Linked DNA regions of Homo sapiens: region 2 is linked to region 1. A link is a loop called in an ENCODE intact Hi-C map of the cell type or tissue named here. Cell type or tissue: PC-3. All regions are shown on one strand. Each heading gives the region's core, and the rest is flanking DNA. Links, peaks and the distances in the headings are about the cores only.

Region 1 (5,382 bases), core at 66-5,065:
AGGCATGGTTTTGAATTCCTCACCATCCTAATTGCCACTTAAAATGAACAACTGTCTTTGTGGATACAATTTCAGAGGCAGCATGGGGACTAACTTTTCCAGAACATGAACCTAGTGCCTCCTACAGTGGTAGAAATTAAAATCCTGTGTGAAAACACAAATATGCTTGGGAGAGTTACTGATTGCCAAGAAAGCTCTTTAGTTTCCTTTCTGTGTGAAGAAGCAAGCAGGGCTCAAGGGGCCCTACCAAGGCCATGGAGAATGGTAAGTGCTGCTCACAGCCACCCAGTCTGCGTTCTCCTTTCTAAAGGAGGTCTAAAGAGGTGGGAGTGAATCAGTTTAGTTTGCAAACACACACACACACACACACACACACACACACACATATGAAAATATGCAAGACGGAATCCCAGGGCCACTTTGGGGTGAGACCTTCCCCATGAGCAGGAAGGATGTTGAGGAACTGGAGCAGAGCCCAGGCGGGAAGAAGAACCAACAAGGTCACGTGGCAGCTTGATCTGGCTGGGAACTGAGCTCTGCAGTGTGCTTGGGAATATAAACAATGGGGACAGAAAAGAAAAAAAAAAGATTTCATTAGAAATGTAAAATCAACCAGGAGGGCAGCTCTGTCCTGCTGGGGCATAAAGCCATGGTGGAGGCCCAGGAAAGTTCTGTTGATGGAAAACAGTATCTGGGCATTTGGCAGCAACAGATGACTTAGATATGTTCCCTTGATTTCAGTACTCTCACTTTTATATTGAAATTATGCTATTTGATTTCTCAGCACCTGGTAGAGTGCCTGCACAAGGACTGTGCAGTTAGCATTTGCTGAACTTCACAGAATTGGGGATGGGGTGGAGAAAAGAGCAGAGCCCATCACGAGAGGGAGGTAAAGTTGAGATAAAGAAGTTTGAGATGCTCTAGACACCCTTTGCGTACTTCACCTTTTTTTCTGGCATTAGCCTTGAGCATTAAGATGCAAAGTAAAAGCGAAGGAAAAGGAAGAGGCCTGGAGTGAGGATAGTGCATGGAGCTCATCCTCATGAAATTCTTCTCTGGTTGCTGTTCCCATGAGGTTATGCGATGCCTGAGCCCAGGAACTGTGCTCCTGGGTCCTGATACCAGTGCCCAGCCCATAGCGGGGGATCCCCATTTTATGATAAGAATAAATGAGCACCTCCCAGATCGGTGACTTGCTCCACCCCACAATAACCCCGGGAGGAGGGTGTGGTCAGTCCAGCTGTACAGGTGAGAAAGTGAGCTGGGAGCTGTGACTTATCCACACCCTCTCAGCAGCAGTTGTGACAGCTGGGGTCACACAGTTGATTCACTGCCATAGGGGAAAAGTGGAGGAGGGAGAGGGGCAGAGAGCGAAGAACAACTCAGGAAAATGAAGGAAAAGCAGAGGCAGAGAGCGAAGAACAACTCAGGAAAATGAAGGAAAAGCAGAGGAGAAATTAACTGACTGGAAAAATGACAATAGTTGGAAGACAGACGAAAAAGGGACGAGTGCATCAGAGTGTATTTTGGCACTTATTACTCTATCTCCTTTTTATACTACTTCGCTTTTTCAACTTAATAGTTAAGGCACGTCGGTCTAGTCTTCCCCGAAGGGAGCTTGCCAGGCTCTGCGACAGGCTTGGAAGTTGGAGCCCGGGCCCTGGGTTCTCTCAGCTTCCAGCTCAGGAGGCGGAGTGGGAGGAGCGGGCCTGGCGGCCGTGGGGGCGGGGCTGCTCCACTAACGGTTACTGGTCGCTGCTGCCGCCGCGCTCCTCCCCCGGCTGCGGCAGAGGCGCGCGCCTGCGTCCTGAGGATCCCGCCCTTGGGCCGCCGGGAACCTCGCAGAGCGGCGGGGTGGCCCTGGCGAGGCGCGGTTGTTGGGGGTTCGCTCGAGCCTCACGACGCCCGCGACTGGGGACTCGGAACCTGGGCCAGGCTGGGACGAGGCCGCGCGGGAGGGCGCGCTGGGCGGACGCTGGGGCCGCGGAGCCCAACCGCCCTTGTCCTGGACGCCCCTTGGCGGTCCGCACTGGCGGGTGCCCTCTCCCGAGGGGAACTGAGGCGGGGCGCCTGCCACCATTCGTGATTTTCCGTGACTCACCCTCTCAACAGTGTCCCGTCAGCCCCCGCTTTCTGGAATTAAGATGATTTTCCATGGGCATTATAGTCAGAGGAGGTTTTCTGTGAGACATCTGGGAAAGGTGACTCAATGATCACTCATATTGTTCTATGATGTTATACATTTAACCGGAATACTGGTGAACAGCTTTTATATCTTGGAATTTTTTCCCATTTTTGAATCAGAAATTTAGGACCAAGAATCTTCTGTCACAGAACCTATTACTTTGAGGAGTGAACTTATATTAACGGTGCTAAACCGTACATGAACGACTTGGTAGATGAAAACTTTGGAAAATAGGAACATTTCATGTCATCACATGTATCCTCCAGCATTGGGGAAAATTCAACAGTTGCCTTAAGGCGGGAGTTTAATTGAGGACATTTACTAAAAAGTTACTTATTCTGTTTGAAATTCTCTTCTGATAAACATCTTCCCGGGATAACGAACATCTCCAGGATGTGAGAGCCGAGCGCGTGTCCGCGGAGTGCTTGAGCAACGCAGAATGGCTTCGGTGCTGCGTTCCTTAGACCCCGTGCGGACCCTGCTGAGCCCTCAGCATCTGTGAGTGAGTCCCTCCGCGTCACCTTGGCCTCCCGTGTAGCTAGATCAGTCTTCCGACCCCTTGTTCTACTTGCACAGATTTCTGATTAACCTCTTCTGCTCCTCCAGAGATGAGTCAGGGCTCCGTATCAGCTCCCCAAGGCATTTGCTGGCTTCTGACATTTACTTGGAGGACTTTGGGCTGCGAAAGGGCAAAGTTTGCCGTTCTCATCTCTTTTTTTGGTGCCTGCCCCCGGGTCTTGACCTTTCTCTGGAGTCTTCTCTCCTGGTTCTTTACCCACCTCTTTGGTTTCTCCTGTGGTTCTTTGTCAAGGTGTCCCCTAGATGTCACACTCTGAGGCTCAGTTGTGGCTGAGTCTTGCATTGCAAGTGTTTTTGCAGGTGTCTCTGCGAAGCGTGGATATGGGATGGTGAAAGTGGCAGTGTGCACAGAGTGTTTGGGATTAGATGGGCAGGTGGAAGGGCGTCTAGGTAGGACCCCTTTGTCCTGGTGTGAGGTAATGAGGTTCTAGAGTGTGCTGTCAAGGTGAAACTAAAAGGAAAGGATAGACAGGAGACTTTGTGAAAGACGAAATTATGGTAGTTTGGTAACAAATGGATGCAGGGACTGGTGGGTGGGTGTAGAAGAAGGCAGAAAATCTTGCCAAGGACATTGCAAGTCCTGAATCAGACCAGGAAAATTAAGGTTCAATTAACAGAAATAAGTCCAGAGGGGGAGCTAATTTTGGAGGAAGTGTGGTGATAAATTTGCTTTTCTATGTGGTCCAGCTGGTGGAGAGACATCAAGAAGCACTTAGAGAAATACAGGAAATAGAGAGGTGGGTGACCTAAGTCCTACTTCCTATCCTGTCTATGTATATATAACAAAGGCCAAATGAATTCATGTGTTGAGGTCTGCTTTCCTATTTCTAATAGCAATGGCATAAAATGAATTCTAGCCAATTCTAAAGTCACTAGTAGATAGTAATATTCACGAAGTAGCCACAAATCCAGGGCTCTAACTCAAGGGAGAGAGATCGGGACTGGAGATAGAATTTTCACAAGTAACTGATGCATGGCACTTTTCTGTATTTTGGTAAATGTATTGAGAAGATGATTGCAGTTAAGTAGCTAACTGTTCCAGATACTATCCGAGGCATGAATGATTTGTCCTGGAGTAGGTGTGCTGTGTCACTGTAGCATATCTACTACAACAGACATGATATGTTTCCATACATTATCTCATTTAACACTCAGAAGAACTTCAGGAGTAGTTATTACTAGTCCATTTTGCAGAAGCTTACAGATAAGATTCAGAGATGAAGCATCAGGTCTATCTGATTTAAACCCAGGTCTATCTGATTTCAAAGTCGATGGACTTTTTGTTATTTCATACCATAATCTGTCAGGGTGTGAGTGGGGGATAAAAGAAAGTTAAACAAAACTCTTGGAAACAGAGAGGAAGGGCTTAAACCATTAAAATTAACTTCAGAAGTCAAGAATGAAGCTCGGGCAGAAAACAAGTAGAGGGCACAGTTCTGTCCCGATTTACAGAGGATGGGTTTGCGACCTTTCTGATGCATTAACTTAGTAATGCTAAGGTGTGCCATCCAAAACGATCACCTGTATATAAGCCACTCTTTCACAGAGGTGGGTTTTTCTTTTCTTTTTTAATTCCCATGCTGCTCAAAACCTTTTAGATTTGAATTATTGGGAAGAATATCTCAGGGTAGGCAGGAAGCCAAAGGGGTTGAGAGCTGCTTGTCACTTGCTGGTTTTGCTTGGTATGGGCTCGGTCAGCAGTAGGGACTTCCTTAGTCCTCAGTCTTTCTAGGTTAACTACCACCCTCTTGGTCCTTGTTTCTGTTTTGCTTTTCCTGGCTTGGACATGGAATTTGTAAGTGCCACACATTATTTCCTGTCCCATGACCATACTTAAGCTATAAATTATAGTTTTGTTTCTTCCTGATCCTTTTCCTTCAACACCAAATGTGTTTGTGCCTCAAACCAGGAAGTTGGAAATGTTATTTAACTTTCCTGCATTTTAATTGGTCACAAATCTCTCCCCTTACACACACGCCCCCAACTTTTGAGGAGTCTTGAGAATCTCCTTAACGTCCTTGACAGTTGATCAATGAAAGACATGTAGGGAGATCCAGATTGCAATGAATATTGTATTATTTGCTTAAGAATTTGAAGAGTTATTGCTTCGTAGTAAATGAAGATGAGCATATTGAGGTTTATAAGGGAGGCTGAGGTTCACTTGGCCAGAGATTCAGATGTTCACTTTATTTTATAATCATCCTTTTTAAAAAACAAAATAGACTGACATGGGCAACTTTCTCAAGATTTCATATGGCACATTGCATGTAGGGATAAACAGTACCAACATTATTTGCTTGGAGTGCTTTAGGATCGAGGAATGGGGAAGCCTAAGCAAAACCCCCAAATCTTGGCAAGCTCAGGAGGAGGGAGCAGATAGCACTGCTGGGGTGATCTGTGCTGCTTGAATGCTCTTTTGGAGAATCACTTCCCTGTAGATAGGCCACAGATTACAGTTTACCAAAAGCATTGACTGTCAGACCCACATAGCTGGTTTCCATTAACATGGTTTTGCTCTAGGTCTTTTTCAAGTCCTCTTTTTTTGTTTGTTTGTTTTTTCTTTTTTCTTTTTTTTTGAGACGGAGTTTCGCTCTTGTTGCTCAGGCTGGAGTGCAATG
Region 2 (5,382 bases), core at 120-5,119, 110 kb before region 1:
GGTCTGACTATCTTAATTCTCTAATTCTGCCTTGGTCTTTCAGGTGCCCAGCTCCCATCCTGAAGCTACGTAGGGACTACTAGCCATTTGTCAACTCATTAACATACAAGTACCACTTTAAGGAATCCAAGGATTTTAGTAGTTGTATGCCTGGAAACCTGTTGAAGACCAAATATATGCTTCAGAGTATATACATGTGAATACCATTTGATTTTTTATTCTAAAATTTATCTTGAGCTACTAGTCAAGTTTGCAAGGATTTCAATACACATGAACTTATTGTAGCTTTGTTTGTAATAATGAAAATGAGAAATTCCACGGTGATTAGGTTTGAAATATACCTGTGCACAGCATGTGTTGAGATGAGAAAATATCTGTGATCTATTAAGTGAATTTATTTGCCAAGAAATCTTGAGCCTGCTATTCCCTGGGTTAGTTTCTGAATTCTTGCATTCCTTTCTTACCATGAGAAGCTTGCCATGTTGAGGGTGATTATAATTTTTAAAGTTTATATTTTTTACTCTATCTGGCTCATAATACCTGACCTAAAGTTCTGACAGAAGCTGGAAGATAAACTGGTGTGTGAGAAATTACCTTAGTCTGGGTGTTTCCAAGGCAGAAGCTGTGTCCAGTGCACATGTTCTGTGATCCCAGAGAGCAGGAAAGGGCAAGGACAAAGAGGGTTTGGCCATGACCAAGGGTGACTGGTGCTCCATCCTTCTGGAAACTGGGAGCTTTGTGAAATGCATCTTACTTCAGGAAGTGTGTCTCCACTGGCTTACATCCCCACAGTCAATGTGGCCTGGGTCCTTCACTCTCCACATTTCTCAGCTGTGCATGCTGTGGTGATGCATGACCCTCACAGTGTGCAGCATGGGAGGAAACCCATACATGAAGTAGAGGGTTCACAGAGCAGGTTTGGGATGATCCAGGTTTTCTGTCCTGTGAGAAGCCATCAAAGCCTATGGTTGCTGCAAGAGGAATAAAAGAAAAGATGGAGCCTAGAAAATTCTGACATATTCGGCTGAAAAGGGACCTGGCATCGAAAGACAAGTGGTGTCCAATATGGCATGTTAGCATTTTCCTCTTCATTTACTATAACTTAAATCCAAGTAAGATGGGACTTCCCTCTATTTAGAAAGGTCTTCTTTCACTTTCTTTCAGGATTTACTGCCTCAAGATGGTTATGTTGGAGGATTCCAATAGTTCTACTGGATGTGGAGCCAGAAATTGTGTGGAATGCCTGGTGTTTCTTTCAGTTCTTGGATGCCAATCTGAGGTACAAATCACATTTCAAGTGTATTTCCTTGGGTTCTGGAGAGGATGTCTTCATTTTCTGTTAAGCATTTAGGGAGCAGTTGGGTGAGCACATGACCAATCAGCCTGAGCATTTAAGGCAGTTGGAGGAGAGTGTGAGTTATGGTCATCATTCTCCTCTGTGCCAAACAGGGGCTGATGGATGGTCAGGGCAAAGCACAGTGCTGTCCTCATGGTTCTGGGAGGGTCTGCGTTGTCTGCTATCCCCACATAAACTGATGAGGACCTGCACTCCTGTCCTGAGTTGACACCCAGCCTTGAGGTCAAGAAGATGACAGATATTTGGGGTAACGGGTCCCAGAGGGTCCTACTGCCACTTCCTCATTGCTTTCTCTGGAGGTTCTACCAACTTGACTACTGAGCTTAAACAAAGCCATGAACTGGCAGATGAAAATTACAGTGCATCCAAACTCCAGAGATTTTTAATTAGTCTTTTCAAGAGGTTAGGGAAAGTTTTTAGTATTCAGATTGAAGTTTTTCTTCAGATCTTGAATGTTTGAAAATTTTTTTATTTTAGCTTTTAGTGGACATATAATAATTGAACATATTTCTGGGGTAAACAGTGATGTTTGGAAGCACATAATGTATAGTGATCAGATAAGTGTGATTAGAATATCCATCATCTCAAACATTTATCGTTTCTTCGTGCTGGGAACATTCAATATCCTCCTTCTAGCTGTTTGAAAATACAGAATATATTATTGTTATGGTCATCCCGCAGTGGTATAGAACACTAGAACTTACTCCTCCAATGGAGCTGTAATTTTGTATCCTTTAACAAATCTCTTCTCATTCCCCCACCCCTGCTATCCATTCCCAGCCTCAAGTATCCTCTGTTCTACTTATTTCTATGAGATCAACCCTTTTTTAGCTTTCACAGATGAATGAGAACATGCAGTATTTAACTTTCTCAAAAATTTTATCTAATACTTTAAAAGTTATGATTTCCCCCATTTGTTTCTGTTTCTTCGGTCTTTGGGTTCTAAACTGAGTAAAAAATGTCAGTAACTTGATTTCCTACCTTCCTGACTCATAATAATGTTATCATGTGTCTCTGACTCCTAGAGTACCTGCTGTCTGCTTTTTTACTTCCCCTTCCCCCACCCCCAAGCCCCCAAAATTGTATAATTATTTTTTAAATTTCATTTTAGTTTGTTTTTAATTCACAAATAACAATTGTACACACTTATGGGGTGCAGTATGATGTTTTGATACATGTATACTTGTGTAATGATCAAATCAAGGTAATTAACATATCCATTACCTCAAACACTTGTCATTTCTTTGTGGTGAGAGCGTTCAAAATCCTGTCTTCACAACATGCATGAACCTAGAAGACATTGTGTTAAGTGAAATAAGCCAAACACAAAGGGACAAATCCTGCATGATCTCACCCATATTTCATGTTTAGCCAACTGTTAAAGAAGGAAAAAGCATGGGCCAGTTTACAAATGAATCTGCATTATACACCAGCAACAGAAAGAAGCAAATGGCATTAAACCACAGTACCCCTCCAGGTGTTGCTGAAAGATGGTGAGGAAGGGAAACTTCCCAGTGGTCAAACTACAGGCAGTTTAGCTGGTTGTTAATTTTTTATAGAAGGAGACAGGCACAGAAGTTTGGATATGCACTGATTTAGGAGCATTGGATAACAAGTTATTATTTTGCTGAGAGATTTGTGAAGAATAAGGCTGGAAAATTAATGGCAGGCAAATCTGGAGAAGAGGACATTGAAGAATTTCCTGAAAAGTGCACAGATCATGAAGATATCTGTCTGACATAAATGCCCATGAGAGGGCATCCACTGCAGAGATGGATCTTGGTGGTATGGTAGATAAGATGACTCATCTAGTAGGTAATCAGTCAATCTCTTTTGCCAGCAGGCTTGCTCATTGAGCCTATGAGAAATTTAACATGGAAGCAGGGATGGAAACTATGAATGGGCTCAGCATTATGACATTTCTCTCACCAAGGTTAGCATGTGATTTGGCACTATTTCCAGGCGTCTGGCTGGACTAGTAGCATAGTGATTACTCTGGACTCCTTTGAGCATAGAGTAAGCAATGTTAGTCTTTATAGGGACAGAATAATATTGTGGGGACAGTTTTGTCTTCCATGCCCGAACCATTTACATAGTGAACAAAGCCTTAATCATCACCATGGCATCCCCTGCAATATCACCTGTAACCAGGAAACATATTTCACAGCAAAAGGGGTGTGGCAATAGAATTGCCCTTGGAATTCATGATTCATACTTCATACCTCAATATTCAGAAGCAGTGGGCTTGACTGAATGATGGAATGGGCTTTATTGAATGATGGAATGGCCTGCTGAAGGTTTAGTTATTGAAGCTGAGAAACAATACTGTGTAAATAAGCACTGCTTTCCTGCAGGCTGCAGTGTATGCCCTAAACCTGCAGTCACCGTAACCTGATACATGAGTCCAGAAACCAACAAGACATGAGAGTGTCTCGTACATGATGCATAATAATCCAGTTGAAGAATGTTGCTTCACTTCACTGAAAGTTTGGGTTTGGTGTGATGGTTCATTTTACATATCAACTTGGTTGGACTATGGTGCCCAGTTTTTGTTCAAACACAAGCCTCGGTGTTACTGTGAAGGTGTTTTTTTTTTTTTTTTTTTTTTTTTTTGATGCGATTAACATTTAAATCAGTAGACTTTTAGTAAAGCAGATTACCCTTTATAATGTGAGTGGGTCTCATCCCATCAGTTGAAAGCCTTAAGAGAAAAGACTGACCTGCTTCCAAAAAGAGGGAATTTTGCCTCCAGACTTTGAACTCAAGCTGCAACATCAACCTCTGTCAAAATTTACAGCCTGCTGGCTTGCCCTGCAAATTTCAGACTTGCCAGTTCCCTAAATTGTGTGAGCCTATTTCTTAACTCTCAATCTCTCTCACTCTTTTTTCTCTCTCTCCCCCTCAGGGTGTGTGTGTGTGTGTGTATTCTCTTTTACACATATTTTTGGTTCTGTTTCTCTGGAGAACCCTGACTAATACAGTGAATTGGAAGATCCTAGTACGAAAGGAAAGACTACTTTAATGACTACTTTCATATTATATACATATATATAATAAAATCAAAAACAGGAACTGCCACATGGTTTTGGTCTTCCCATGCCTTTGAATCATCAGGCAGAGAATGAGGTTACTCTATTGATAGAGGTGAACTCTAGTGATAGGTTACTCTATTGATAGAAGTTCTTTAACATCTGGAAAGACTAGCTGTTGTAAATTAGGACTCGTTTGTCCTTTAGATACACTGTATACATAGATAAGTAAAACAAAATGCACAATCATAAGAAACAATGGTGAATCTCGCCTCACTGTAAGCACACTGGCTTAGAGCTCTCTGCACCTCCCTTTTCCCCTCCTTCCCTGAACCAGTCCACAAACACCATGCCATCCCCCCCCCACAAAATAACATTTCCTATGAATTTTAACAAAAAGTTATTTACAAAATGTGTCATTTTACTACCTCTAATTTTAACATGTATCAGGTACTTCAGAACATCTAGAAGAAACAGACATCTCAAAAAAGCTTAGCGTTGTTACCTCTATATACAGAAGTAATAAAATGCACACAAAACAATGGATAGAATATGAAAATGTCTTGGAAATACGACCCGTCAGGACTAGGTAGGTCTCGCCCAACTGCGACAGAGCGGTCGCCCAGGACGTGGACCTGCCGGCCGCCTCTGGACCGCCTTCCTCGCCCTCCACAGCCTAACGGCCTCCGGGCGCATTTGGGCGGCGCCATGTTTCCTCCCCGCTTACCGCCGCCACCCGAAGGCGCTGAGTCCCGGCGGCTCGGCGCGGTCTTGGTCTGGGTCGGTGGGGTTGGGCCGGGAGACCCGCGGCCGGCGGGGTCCAGGCTGGGGGAGGCCGCCGCTGCCACCAGGTCCCCGAGGTAGGGTAGGAAGAGGTTCGCCGCGGCTTCAAGGCCTGGGCCGAGCGGGGGAGCCACAGCGAGGGTTCCGGAGCCTGCAAGGCGGAGTCCCGGGCTCAGCTCACCCCAGGCGCAGGCCTGAGGGCTGGGAGGGCTC

Evidence for each region. A loop is a pair of places that touch in the nucleus more often than their neighbours do. Peaks named below come from ENCODE experiments on the same cell type or tissue, not always from the same donor. Only the 100,000 strongest peaks of a DNase experiment are listed, where the experiment ranks them.
Region 2: it touches region 1 in a loop (9-fold over the local background); 1 of 110 quality-filtered maps calls a loop at or near these places.

What each region holds. Positions count from the first base shown.
Region 1 is chr1:247,637,747-247,643,128 of GRCh38, forward strand. LOC102724446 (a long non-coding RNA gene) reads right to left here and starts at 3,108. Exons shown (of 3, transcript NR_188589.1): 1 at 2,965-3,108. RefSeq lists a silencer at 1,919-2,117. In PC-3, for the core only: no CTCF peak of the experiment used is centred there; DNase peaks (open chromatin) are centred at 1,765 and 2,155; H3K4me3 peaks cover 1,752 bases; H3K27ac peaks cover 1,125 bases.
Region 2 is chr1:247,525,776-247,531,157 of GRCh38, forward strand. It overlaps OR2C3 (olfactory receptor family 2 subfamily C member 3), which reads right to left. Exons shown (of 3, transcript NM_198074.6): 3 at 1-5,382. GCSAML-AS1 (GCSAML antisense RNA 1) reads right to left here and starts at 5,029. Exons shown (of 4, transcript NR_027309.2): 1 at 4,815-5,029; 2 at 2,582-2,647; 3 at 595-971; 4 at 1-158. It also overlaps a transcript of GCSAML not described here. In PC-3, for the core only: a CTCF peak has its summit at 3,104; DNase peaks (open chromatin) are centred at 3,226 and 3,676; H3K4me3 peaks cover 899 bases; H3K27ac peaks cover 2,132 bases.